2 separate regions of the Homo sapiens genome follow, and region 1 is linked to region 2. Evidence: chromatin contacts called from ENCODE Hi-C data. All regions are on one chromosome and are shown on one strand. The core of a region is the stretch at or near the end of the contact, and the rest is flanking DNA. Distances in the headings are between cores, read along the strand shown. Region 1 has its middle 34 kb from the start of TMEM230. Region 2 overlaps SIRPD (signal regulatory protein delta).

Region 1 (5,113 bases), core at 464-2,963, 3.5 Mb after region 2:
GCTGGGATTACAGGTGTGAGCCACCATGCCCAGTCAATTGATATTCTTTAAATTCATTCATACATTCTTTCAACAAATATTGGCAGAGTGCAGTGGCTCACACCTGTAATCCCAGCACTTTGAGAGGCCAAGGCAGGAGGATTGCTTGAGCCCAGGAGTTCGAGATCAGCCTGGGCAACATAGTGAGACCCCATCTCTACAAAAAACAAACAAAATTAGCTGAACATGGTGGCATGTGCCTGTAGTCCCAGCTACTCGGGAAACTGAGGTGGGAGGGTCATTTGAGCTCAGGAAAGTAGAGGCTGCAGTGAGCTGAGATTGTGCCACTGCACTCCAGCCTAGGCAACAGAGCAAGACCCTGTCTCAAAAACAAAACAAAACAAAACAAAAACCAAACATTTACTGAGTCCCAGCTATCTGACAGGCTATCCTAAATGTTGAGGTTACACAGTGACCAAAATAGACAAAAATCTGGTCCTTGGCCTGGTGTGGTGGCTGACGCCTGTAATCCCAACATTTTGGGAGGTGGGTGGATCACCTGAGGTCAGGAGTTCCAGACCAGCCTGGTCAACATGGCAAAATCCCGTCTCTACTAAAAATACAAAAATTAACTGGGCATGGTGGCGCACACCTGTAATCCCAGCACTTTGGGGGGCTGAGGTGGGTGGATCACTTGAGGTCAGGAGTTCAAGACCAGCTTGACCAATATGGTGAAACTCCATCTCTACTGAAAATACAAAAATTAGCAGGGTGTGGTGGCAGGCGCCTGTAGTCCCAGCTACTTGGGTAGTTGAGGCAGGAGAATCACTTGAACCTGGGAGGCAGAGGTTGCAGTGAGCTGAGATTGCAACAGCGCACTCCAACCTGGGCAAGAGAGCAAGACTCAACTAAAAAAAAAAAAATCTGTGCCCTTGTGGATTCCATCTTACTAGGGGAAATACTTGTAAGTAAGATAAATTTGTGAAATATATACTATGATGGTAGTGAGTATTAAGGAGAAAAATGAATCAGGATCAGAGATAAGTAGCATGGGGCCTGGGGGCTTAGCTTCACTGAGGTGATATTTGTATCAACACTTCATGAATGACACACAGACATCAACCTCACTGCCCCATGGAAGTATAATCTGAGGCAGAGCAGTAGAAACTGGCTCAGGAGAAAAGGGAGGATGCAGACATGTCAATTAGACACAGCCAAAGATGCTTCATGATTTCCTGGGTGTGTGACCTGTGTAGACGCCCAGGGACCCATGCTTAGAGGGACTCTGTGCTTGATTTAATGCTCTGCTGTCACCCTCTTGAAGTTTTTAATCAGTTTTTAAACAAGGGACTGCGCATTTTCATTTGGCACTGGGCCCCACAAGTTACAAGTTATGTAGCCGGTCCTTCACTCTGTTGAATAAACAATGGCTTCTCCCTATCACCCTCTTTGGAAGCACAGATACTCCCAGCAAATGCTAATCATTCATGTTTCTAATTTCCTGGGGTGACTTGTTTTTCCTCTAACAGGTGTGAAGTATGAGATAGAGACTGTATCATCCAGGGTAGGCTGGGATATGCTGCATGACAGAAACCCCCAAATCTAGTGGCTTAACACAACAAAGGTGTACTTCACTCTCGCACTTTGTGTTCATTATGGGTCAACGCGGGGCTCTGTTGTGCATCACGATCACTCTAGGACCGTGGCAGAGGGAAAGTGAAACTGGCGGTTAGAGCCGCTACTCAGAAATGACACATATTGCTTGAACTCACATTTCCTCGCCAAGGCAAGTCATGTGGCGACGCCCTCCTTTAAGAGATGAGGAAGTTCAATCCAAACATGAGCCCACAGAACTGGGCCACTTGTCTTTTGGTGTGTTTTTTTGAGACACAGACTCTTGCTCTGTTGCCCAGGCTGGACTGCAGTGGTGTGATCATGGTTCCCTGCAGCCTCAACCTCCTGGCCTCGAGCAATCCTCCTGCCTCAGCCTTCCAAGTAGCTGGGACTACAAGCATGCACCAATGGGCCCAGCCTACATTTGTTAATTAGTTATTCCAACACTATTTATTAAACAAGCTATCCTTTCTCTGGTGATTTTAATTGCCCATTTATCACATACAAAATTTTGCTGATATTTGTGACTCTTTTTGCATAGTGTTTCTGTTCCATTGATTTTTCTTTCAATGCCTATGCAGAATCACCCTGTTTTAATTTCTGTAGGTTTATAATGCCATTTTATTTTATTGTTTTAGAGACAGGGTCTTGCCATGTTGCCCAGGCTGGCCTTGATCTCCTGGGTTCAAGGAATCCTCCTGCCTCAGCCTTCTGAGTAGCGGGACTACAGGCACAAGACAGCATGCCTGATTTGTAATGTCATTTAATATCAAAGAGGTTAAGTATTCTCAAGTTTCCCCTTTGACTTTTCCTTGGCTATTATATTAATCTTTTATTTCTAGATAGATTTCAGAACCACTTTGTTGAATTCCCCCACTCCTTCTATGTGATTTTGATTAGAATGGAATTGCATTTGTAGATGAATTTGCATTTCTTTATAATATTGAGACTTTAGGTTTTTGTTTTGTTTTTAGAGACAGCTTGCTCTGTCACCGAGGCTGGAGTGCAATGGCACAATCATAGATCACTACAGCCTCCAACTCCTGAGCTCAAGTCATCTTCCCACCTCAGCTGGGACTACAGGTGCATGCCACTGCACCCAGCTTTTACTAGTGTAATGAAATAATCTTTCCATCTCCTGGGAGAATGGTCACTCACGACTGAAATTCACTGAAATTTTTAAAAAAGAAGAAAAAAAAATTGGAAAGCCTTATTTTCTCTCTCTCCTTTCTTTTTTGAGACAGGGTCTTGCTCTGTTGTCCAGGCTGGAGTGCAGAGGTGCGATCCTGGCTCACTGCAACCTCTGCCTCCCAGGCTGAGGTGATCCTCCTGCCTCAGCTTCCCGAGTAGCTGGGACTACAGGTATGCACCCCCATACCTGGCTAACTTTTGTATTTTTAGTTTAAAAAACTGCATAGTTTTTGTTTGTTTGAAAAAAATCATTACATCTTACTGAGATACTTAAGAAGATTATTTTATAAAACTAATAAAAGCTGGGTTACTATCTTCAGTAACTTTCTATTAATTTGATCTTCAAGTATTTTGTTTTATAGTTATTGTGAATGAGACAATGTTCCTAAATGTTATTCTAGTAGAGTAGAAGTTCTCTCAATTTTGATATTATTTGTAATCATCTATCCTGCTGCTAAGCTCTCTTATTAGTGCAAACAGCTTTTTGAAAAAATCTCTGTGTCCTTAATGTAGACGCCGGAAAATAAAGAAGAAAAATCCTCTTGGTTTTTGTAAGTTGCAATTAATGTGTTCACAAATTATGATTAGTTGCTCATCTTTGTTTCTTTCCTTTTTCTTTTTGTACCAGTTTCATACTTCTCATTTCTACAGCAAGACTGAAAGTTGCTGTGTTAACTGATACAATTTAATTTCTACTGTCTTCTGTGACCCCATGACTGCTTCTCTCCAGCCTGGCAGCAGCTAGCGTGTTCAGTGCCTACTGGCTTAGGGAAGGAATGACACAGCAGAATGTAGAAAAAGGAAGTCAAGTTCTTGAAATTTTTAGTTTCTAAAGTCTTTCTGTCTTTTTTTTTTTTTGAAATGGAGTCTCAGTCTATTGCCCAAGCTGGAGTGCAGTGGCGCAATCTCGGCTCACCACAACCTCTGCCTCCCGGATTCAAGTGATTCTCCCGCCTCAGCCTCCTTAATAGCTGGGTCTACAGGCATGCGCCACCACGCCAGGCTAATTTTCACCATGTTGCCCAGGCTGGTCTCGAACTCCTGGCCTCAGGCGATCCACTCACCTTGGCCTCCCAAAGCTGGGATTGTAGGCATGAGCCACTGCACCCAGCCATCTTTCTCAGACTTGAAATAGCAGATGAGGCGAGTGACACTCTATACCAGGTTACACACTGTGGCCCCTGGACCCCTGCTGATCCATGAACTGTCTGTTACTGTCCATGATGAGTTAAGTACAGATATTGAGAACAAACATTTAGCAGCTGTTACAGCAATATGATGTTGTCACAATATCCAAGTGCATGATTGGCAGACTCATTTCATTCAACAGTGTACAGGCCAAAAAGATTAATTCATGACAATTGGAAATAAAACAAAACTGGTCTTCCATCATAGATTGTTTGATAAGTGCTTCTTTAACTAGAAGTCTCTAGATGCAGAGAAAGAGGAGAATTAGAGAGAAGCATGTGGGTTTGAATCTGAGATGTGTCCCTGCATCTTATCCCCTCCCCTAGAAGCCCAAAAAACTGCTGTAAGTGGGCGGTGGGGGATGGAAGGGGCGAGCTGCCAGCAGGAGAACAAGAGATATCCTTGACAAGCCAGAAAGCTGGAATCGGAAGGGACCCATGCCCTTTTTCTAAGTAGAGTCTGGGAAGTGGCAAGACAGTGAAAAGGCTATGGGCACAGCAGGGGAGCTGGGTCTGGCAGCCCACATGGTTCTCACGCACCCCGGCGGAGCAGCAGAACAATTTGATGTGTGTCCAGAAGGAGCCCAAAGGTAGCAAAGAACCTTGAACACTCCCACGAAGTAGGCACACACGCCACCTAAAGCTCCCACATGCCCAAATGGGGTGCAGAAGGAGCTAAGAGACACAGATCAGAAGAATGTTCATAGCTGAGAACAGGGAACAAAACCACAGCTACCTGTATCACCAGTACCCAAAGCCTAGACAAAACAAAATACATCTTAGCCAGTGTGGACACTCAAGAGTCAGATGATCCTCCTTTCTGGAGGCCTTGACACTAAATGACAGCCCTCCCTGCTTGCTGTCAGAAAGGGGAACACTCTCATTATGACGAGGAGTAAATTTCCATCACCTGGGAGAATGGTCACTCATGTTTGAAATTCACTGATTTTCTTTTTTTTCTTTTTTTTTTTTTTTTTTTAGACAGAGTCTTGCTGTGTCACCCAGGCTGGAGTGCAGTGGTGCAATCTCGGCTCACTACAACCTCTGCCTCTCGGGTTCAAGCAATTCTCCTGCCTCAGCCTCCCGGGTAGCTGGGATTACAGGCACCCACCACCACGCCTGGCTAATTTTTATGTCTTTTT
Region 2 (5,505 bases), core at 1,924-4,423:
AAACCCATATTTAAACAAGTAAAGTGGAGATACTTTAACCAAATCTGTTTTGGTCCCAAATGTTCAAAATACCCCCTGTCCATTGCTGCTGCTTCTGTGCTGGGTGTGGTGAGATAATATATTACTGATATTGAGACACTCACGTTTCATTGGGAAATGGCTTTTGAAACCAAAAAACACTTTTGAAATGCAATTTCCCAATAAAACTCATACCCTTTGATTTAGTAATTCCTCTTTGACGGCCTTATTCAAAAGAAACAATCAGACAAGGGTGAATATGATTTGTAAAGGAATGGTAATCATAGTATTTACAATATAGAAAAGTTTGATGCATGGCCCATGTCCAAGAATAGGAGTGAGTTAGATAAATGATGGTACAACCACAAAATGGAAAACTATGTAGAGATTGAAATGATAGTGTTGATGTATATATTGGGGATGTATTGATGATGTTGCAGACACATATATATTTACATAGAAAAGGGTCCCCAATTTATCATTGAGTAAAAGAACAAATAAACCACCATATTTTGTGTAATCTTATTTTTGTTAAAAGTTCGATGTATCTAGAAGCAGCACAGTGAAGAGGTCAAAGTAAGAGCTAGTGGAGTCCCATTGACCCAGGTTTCAATGCCTCCTCTATTGCTTGATTGCTATAGTTTAAATATTTGTCCCCTCCAAAATTCATGTTGAAATTCAATCCTCAATGTGCAGTATTGAGAGGTAGGGTCTTTAAGAGGTGATTGGGTCATAAGGACTCTGCGTTATTTCACAAATTAGTGGATTAATGGGTTATCATGGGAGGGGAACTGTTGGTTTTATAAGAAGAGAGAGAGAGACCCAAGTATAGTATGCTAGCATGCTCAGTCCCCTCACCATGTGATACCCTGTGCTGCCTCAGGACTCTTTAGAGAGTCCCCACCAGCAAGAAAGCTCTCACCAAATATGGCCCCTTGACCTTGAACATCTCAGCCTTTACAACTATAAGAAATAGGTTCTTTTTCTTTATAAATAATCCAGTTTCATGTATTCTATTCTAAGCAACAGAAAAAGGACTGACATTGGTGTTTTACTTTGCGAAAATAACCTCCCTGAGGCTCTGTTTTCTTATCTATGTAATGTATACAATGTGGAAAGTAAAACTTCCTCTTGCAATTTTGTTGTGATACTGAAACCTGAAAATCTTTGAGAAACACTCAGGACTGTGCTCATAGAAGGACTTCTGTGAAATGGGCTTTCCATTCTTAACTGCAAGTCCAGTAGGCCAGGCTCCAGCCCTGACAACCTGGTGATTCTAGGAAGCGCACACCATTGCTTGGCTTTCAGTTCCTTCTTCTACCAAGCCTGATGGACCTTTCTCAGTTCCCATGACTTCTGTGAGTTCTAAGTGAAGACATAGACTTGCCAAAGACACAGAGTGAGAGTTGCAATGGCCGGATGCAGCAGGACTATTTTCGTGGGCTCATATTTGCACTTATTAAGCCCTAAAAGGCTGTAACAACCAGAGCTCACATAGGTGGTTCTGTGTGCTACACATTACTCCAAAAACTTAACTATATTAATTAACTAGTTTGATTCTCACCACAACTGTATTGGAAAGGCATTATTATTTATCCCGATTTCACAGACAAGAAAACAGAGGCACAGAGAAGTTGAGTAACTTATCCATAGTCAAACAGCCTACAAATGATGAAACTTGCATTTGAACCCCGGCCTGTCGTTTTTTTTTTTTTTTTTAATGCCTGTGCTTTTAACCACTTTATTAGTTGGACTCTAAATTGAGATGTTAACACCACTGGGAGAAGAATGGTTGCCTCTCCTGACTGTGCAGATCATCTTTGGAGAGAAGAGAGTAGACAGGCAGGAGAAACACCCGCATCAAGAACGTAATCCTAGGTTTCTGAGATTCTGGGAGACTTACTAGTCTAAAAAGGACCATTTAGCAATTTTTTCTAATAGTTCTACATTGCATGTGTAGTACTTGTTGTTATCTATCTACCTATCTATCTATCTAATCTATCTATTAATCACCTATGCATCCATGTGTACTCATCTTAATGACAGCATCCCTGTCTCCCTCCTGGGGACCAAGGGGTCAAATGCTGCTCCTCTACTTCTTCTCTCAGGATGGCATCAGGTCCTGCAGGTCAGGCCTAGGGGGTCGTGGAACCTTCACAGGACATCAGGGGTGTGGGAAGTGAGAGGGACTGGGCACCCCTGTCATGGGGAAACGCCTGGATGGGAGAGAAAGCAACCCCTCCAAGCAAGAAGAATTCTGGAAGGATTTGTTTTGGAGACACTAGTTATAAAACAAACTATTTAGGGAAGTGTCTTAAAGAGGAAGGGGTGGCAAAGAAAGAGGCCCTAGGACAACAGAGATTCATCCGCCCCACTGCAGGTGGCGAAATGGTACCGCCGCCAAACTCAGGAGAGCATCCCTGCATCATGGTACCTGAGGGTGGGGGCACTCACCTGTGAGTCCCAGCAGCCGGAGGCAGCAGCAGGGTTGGACGAAATAGTTTGTGCTGTTTCTCTCAGGCAGGGCCGAGAGGCAGGTATGGGCATCATGGTGGGCCCTGGAGCCTGCTCTGCCTGCAGGTCTGTTCTTGGGAGGTCTTGGATTCTGCTCTGCTGAGAGAGGCAAAACTATGTGTTCCATGATATAAGAGGAAGTTACTATGATGGGAGGAAAGGGCTGTAGGATTATGACCGTTCCAGTTTCTAGATTGTGAAATAGGAATCAGACACAAGCTAATAAGTTACTGATATAAGGGTCCCAAGGTGCTTGGAGGGGCCCTGGCAGACACCCTTAGTGCCTAGGCTGTGTCCTTTGGGCCCCTCACTTTGTGTCAGGTGTGCTGGTGACCCTTCCTCATCCAGGAGCCCAGGAACAGGGTCTGCCATAGAGAACGGTGTGTCCAGCCTCCTGTGATAGTCCAAGACCTGGGCTCAGATGAGCTGTGCAGCTAGTCAGGAGGAGGGCTCCCGGGAATGGGGCTTCACAGGTGTGGATCCCTGTTTTTCCCCACTCCAGAGGTGTCAGTTGTAAAAATGATCCTGAAGCCATATCTGATGGGAGGCTTTGGCTCTTCAAAGTACGCTTACAGGGGAAGTGACTTTGAGTGAGCAAGGAGTTCGATCTTGGGAGGAGGAGGATAGTTTCTGTTTTAGAGAAAAGGGGAAGAAGCCTGTGTGTGTCAAGCGGGGGGTGCAGGGCCTTAGTGTGCTCATACTGCAGGAACAGTGACATGCAGAAACGCAGCTGGGAGGAGGAGGGGTATCTCTTTTTTCTGTCCCTAGTCTGGGGCCACCTCTTGGGAGAAGGGAGTGGAGGAGATGTAGAAACACTCACACCAAGAATACATCTCCTCTCCTCCTTCTGAGCAGCAGCCACCTGCACATGAAATCACATTCAGAGCCTCTAGCCATGAGCTCATCACTTCTGTGGACCCAGTGCCAGACACTGCCTCCTGTGACTCAGTTTCCCCACTGCTCCCCACCCCTGCCTCCTTACCAGTGGCTGACCGGATGTTGGTGATGAGAATGGTGATGAGAAGGGGTGGAATGAAAGGGGCCAATCAGCGATGAGATTTGATTGCTCTGTAGCATGATGAGTGTCCCTCTCCCCTCGACACCTTATTCTAGCTTGTTAAACATTTTTTCTGAGAGGGATTTCTTGACAAGGAACTGGCCAGAGTGTTCCGTTTAGCACTCTTTGTTCTAACTCTAATCCCTGTCTTCACTGATGACAGATTCTATTTTCTAGAGCTGACTGCAACAAGGTCCCTCTTCACTCATGCTCTTCGACACTCTTCCCATGGAGATGTAGGCATATGTTCCCTCCCCCTGAGTTTGGGCAGGTCTGTGACTGCAACAGAAGGGATGTGATGTGACTTCTGAGGCTAGACCATAATAATTCCCTGCATTTCTACCTGGCTTTCTTGGGATGCTAATTTTTGGAACCTTGCCACCATGCTATGAGGAAGCCCAAACTAGCATGCATGAAGAGATCACATTGCAGGGACACATGTAAGAGTTCTAACTGACATCCCAGCTAAGATGCAGCCAATATCCATTATCAATCATCAGACATGTAAAAGAAGAAGCTTCCAGATGACCCAGCAGTTGAGTCATCCCCAGGTGAGTTTCCCAACTGAGACCCCAGGCAACATATAGCAGAGATAAGTCATTCTTGTACCCTGTCTGAATTCCTTACCCACAGTGTCATTGATCATAATAAGATGGTTGTTTTTTTGACCTTGTGTTTTGGGGTGTTTTGCTATGCAGCAGTAGTAACTAGACAGCACCCTTGGCAACATCTTCCCCACCCCCACTGACCACACTAAAATTAAACCTTTGTCATTGTTTTAGTAAATTGTTGTAATGGATGCTTTCATTACTGGGTTTCAATCATTTTTATTTTTCTGATATAGGGATTTAAGGCTATAAATTCCAAGTACAGCAGTAACTACATGCCTCAAGTTTAATGTGCAGTATTTTAATTATTATTTAGTCCAAAATATTTTCTAGTATCTGTGGTAATTTCTTTTTTGATAAATCAGTTATTTAGATTATTTCCCAAATTCCTAATATATGAGGATTTTCTAATGATCTTTTTGTAAATATTTATAGTTTAATTCCACAATGATCAGAAAACATACTTATATAATTTTGATATTTCAAGATTTGTTGAGACTTGCTTCTTGACCAAGCTTATGATTAATTTTAGTTAATATCTCACATGGGCTTGAAAAGGAGCTGTGTTTTTCAGTTGTTGGGTGCAGTGCTCAATTACATCAAATTTGTTAATCACCTTGATCAAATCTTTTGTATCCTTACTGACATTTTGTCTGCATGTCCTCCTAGTTACTGAGAGAACTGCTGTGGTAGTCAGCCTTTGAGATTATCTCCAGCTCCTGGCATTCACCCCACTATGTAATCCCTTCCTCTGGATCTAGTGATTCACTTCTAATGAAAAAGTAAAAGTAACAGGATGTCACTTCTGAAATTAGCTTATAAAGAAATTGTGACTTGTATCTTCTTCTTCCCCTCTCTCCTGCTTCTTGAGGAGAAGCAGCTGCCATGTTGTGAGCTGTCCTATGGAGAAGCCCATGTAGCAGATATCTGATGTCTTCAGCCAGTTGCCCGCAAGGATCTGAGGCCTGCCAATAGCCATGGGAGTGAGCTTGAAGTGGATTCTTCTCCAGTTGAGCCTTTGGATTATTGCATTATTGGCAGACACCTTGATTGCAGCCTTAAAAGAGACCTTAAACCAAGATCACTCAACCTAAACTATGTCTAGAATCCTGACTCACAGACACTGGGAGACAGTAAGTGTTTGTTGTTTGAAATCACTAAGTTTTGGGTAATTTGTTATGCAGCATAGATGACTAATACAGATTTGTTAAGAATCTGGTAGCTTAATTGTGAGAAGGCAATGTGAAAATGGAACACAGAGAGATTTAAAGACACTGGCCTTGAAGATTTATTCTATGCTGCTGACAG

What was found. Hi-C counts contacts between places; a loop is a spot of excess contacts on that map. Pooled maps may share reads with other maps.
Region 1: a map with no recorded cell type shows a loop between it and region 2 (31-fold over the local background). The contact joins two enhancer-like sites. A Hi-C loop is called at or near these places in 4 of 37 single-sample maps with no recorded cell type and 2 of 50 pooled maps.

What each region holds. Positions count from the first base shown.
Region 1 is chr20:5,076,943-5,082,055 of GRCh38, forward strand. It overlaps a transcript of TMEM230 not described here. Among named protein-coding and RNA genes, the nearest start is that of TMEM230, 34 kb to the right of the region's middle. RefSeq lists enhancers at 1,975-2,044, 3,550-3,709, 4,830-5,113. Within about 2 kb of position 1,714, at least 23 of the 41 ENCODE cell types and tissues checked have a DNase peak (open chromatin) inside an H3K27ac peak, as active enhancers do.
Region 2 is chr20:1,534,683-1,540,187 of GRCh38, forward strand. It overlaps SIRPD (signal regulatory protein delta), which reads right to left. Exons shown (of 4, transcript NM_178460.3): 3 at 2,473-2,628. It overlaps LOC105372499 (a long non-coding RNA gene), which reads left to right. Exons shown (of 4, transcript XR_001754464.2): 3 at 5,075-5,330. Among named protein-coding and RNA genes, the nearest start is that of SIRPD, 20 kb to the right of the region's middle. Within about 2 kb of position 3,174, at least 13 of the 41 ENCODE cell types and tissues checked have a DNase peak (open chromatin) inside an H3K27ac peak, as active enhancers do.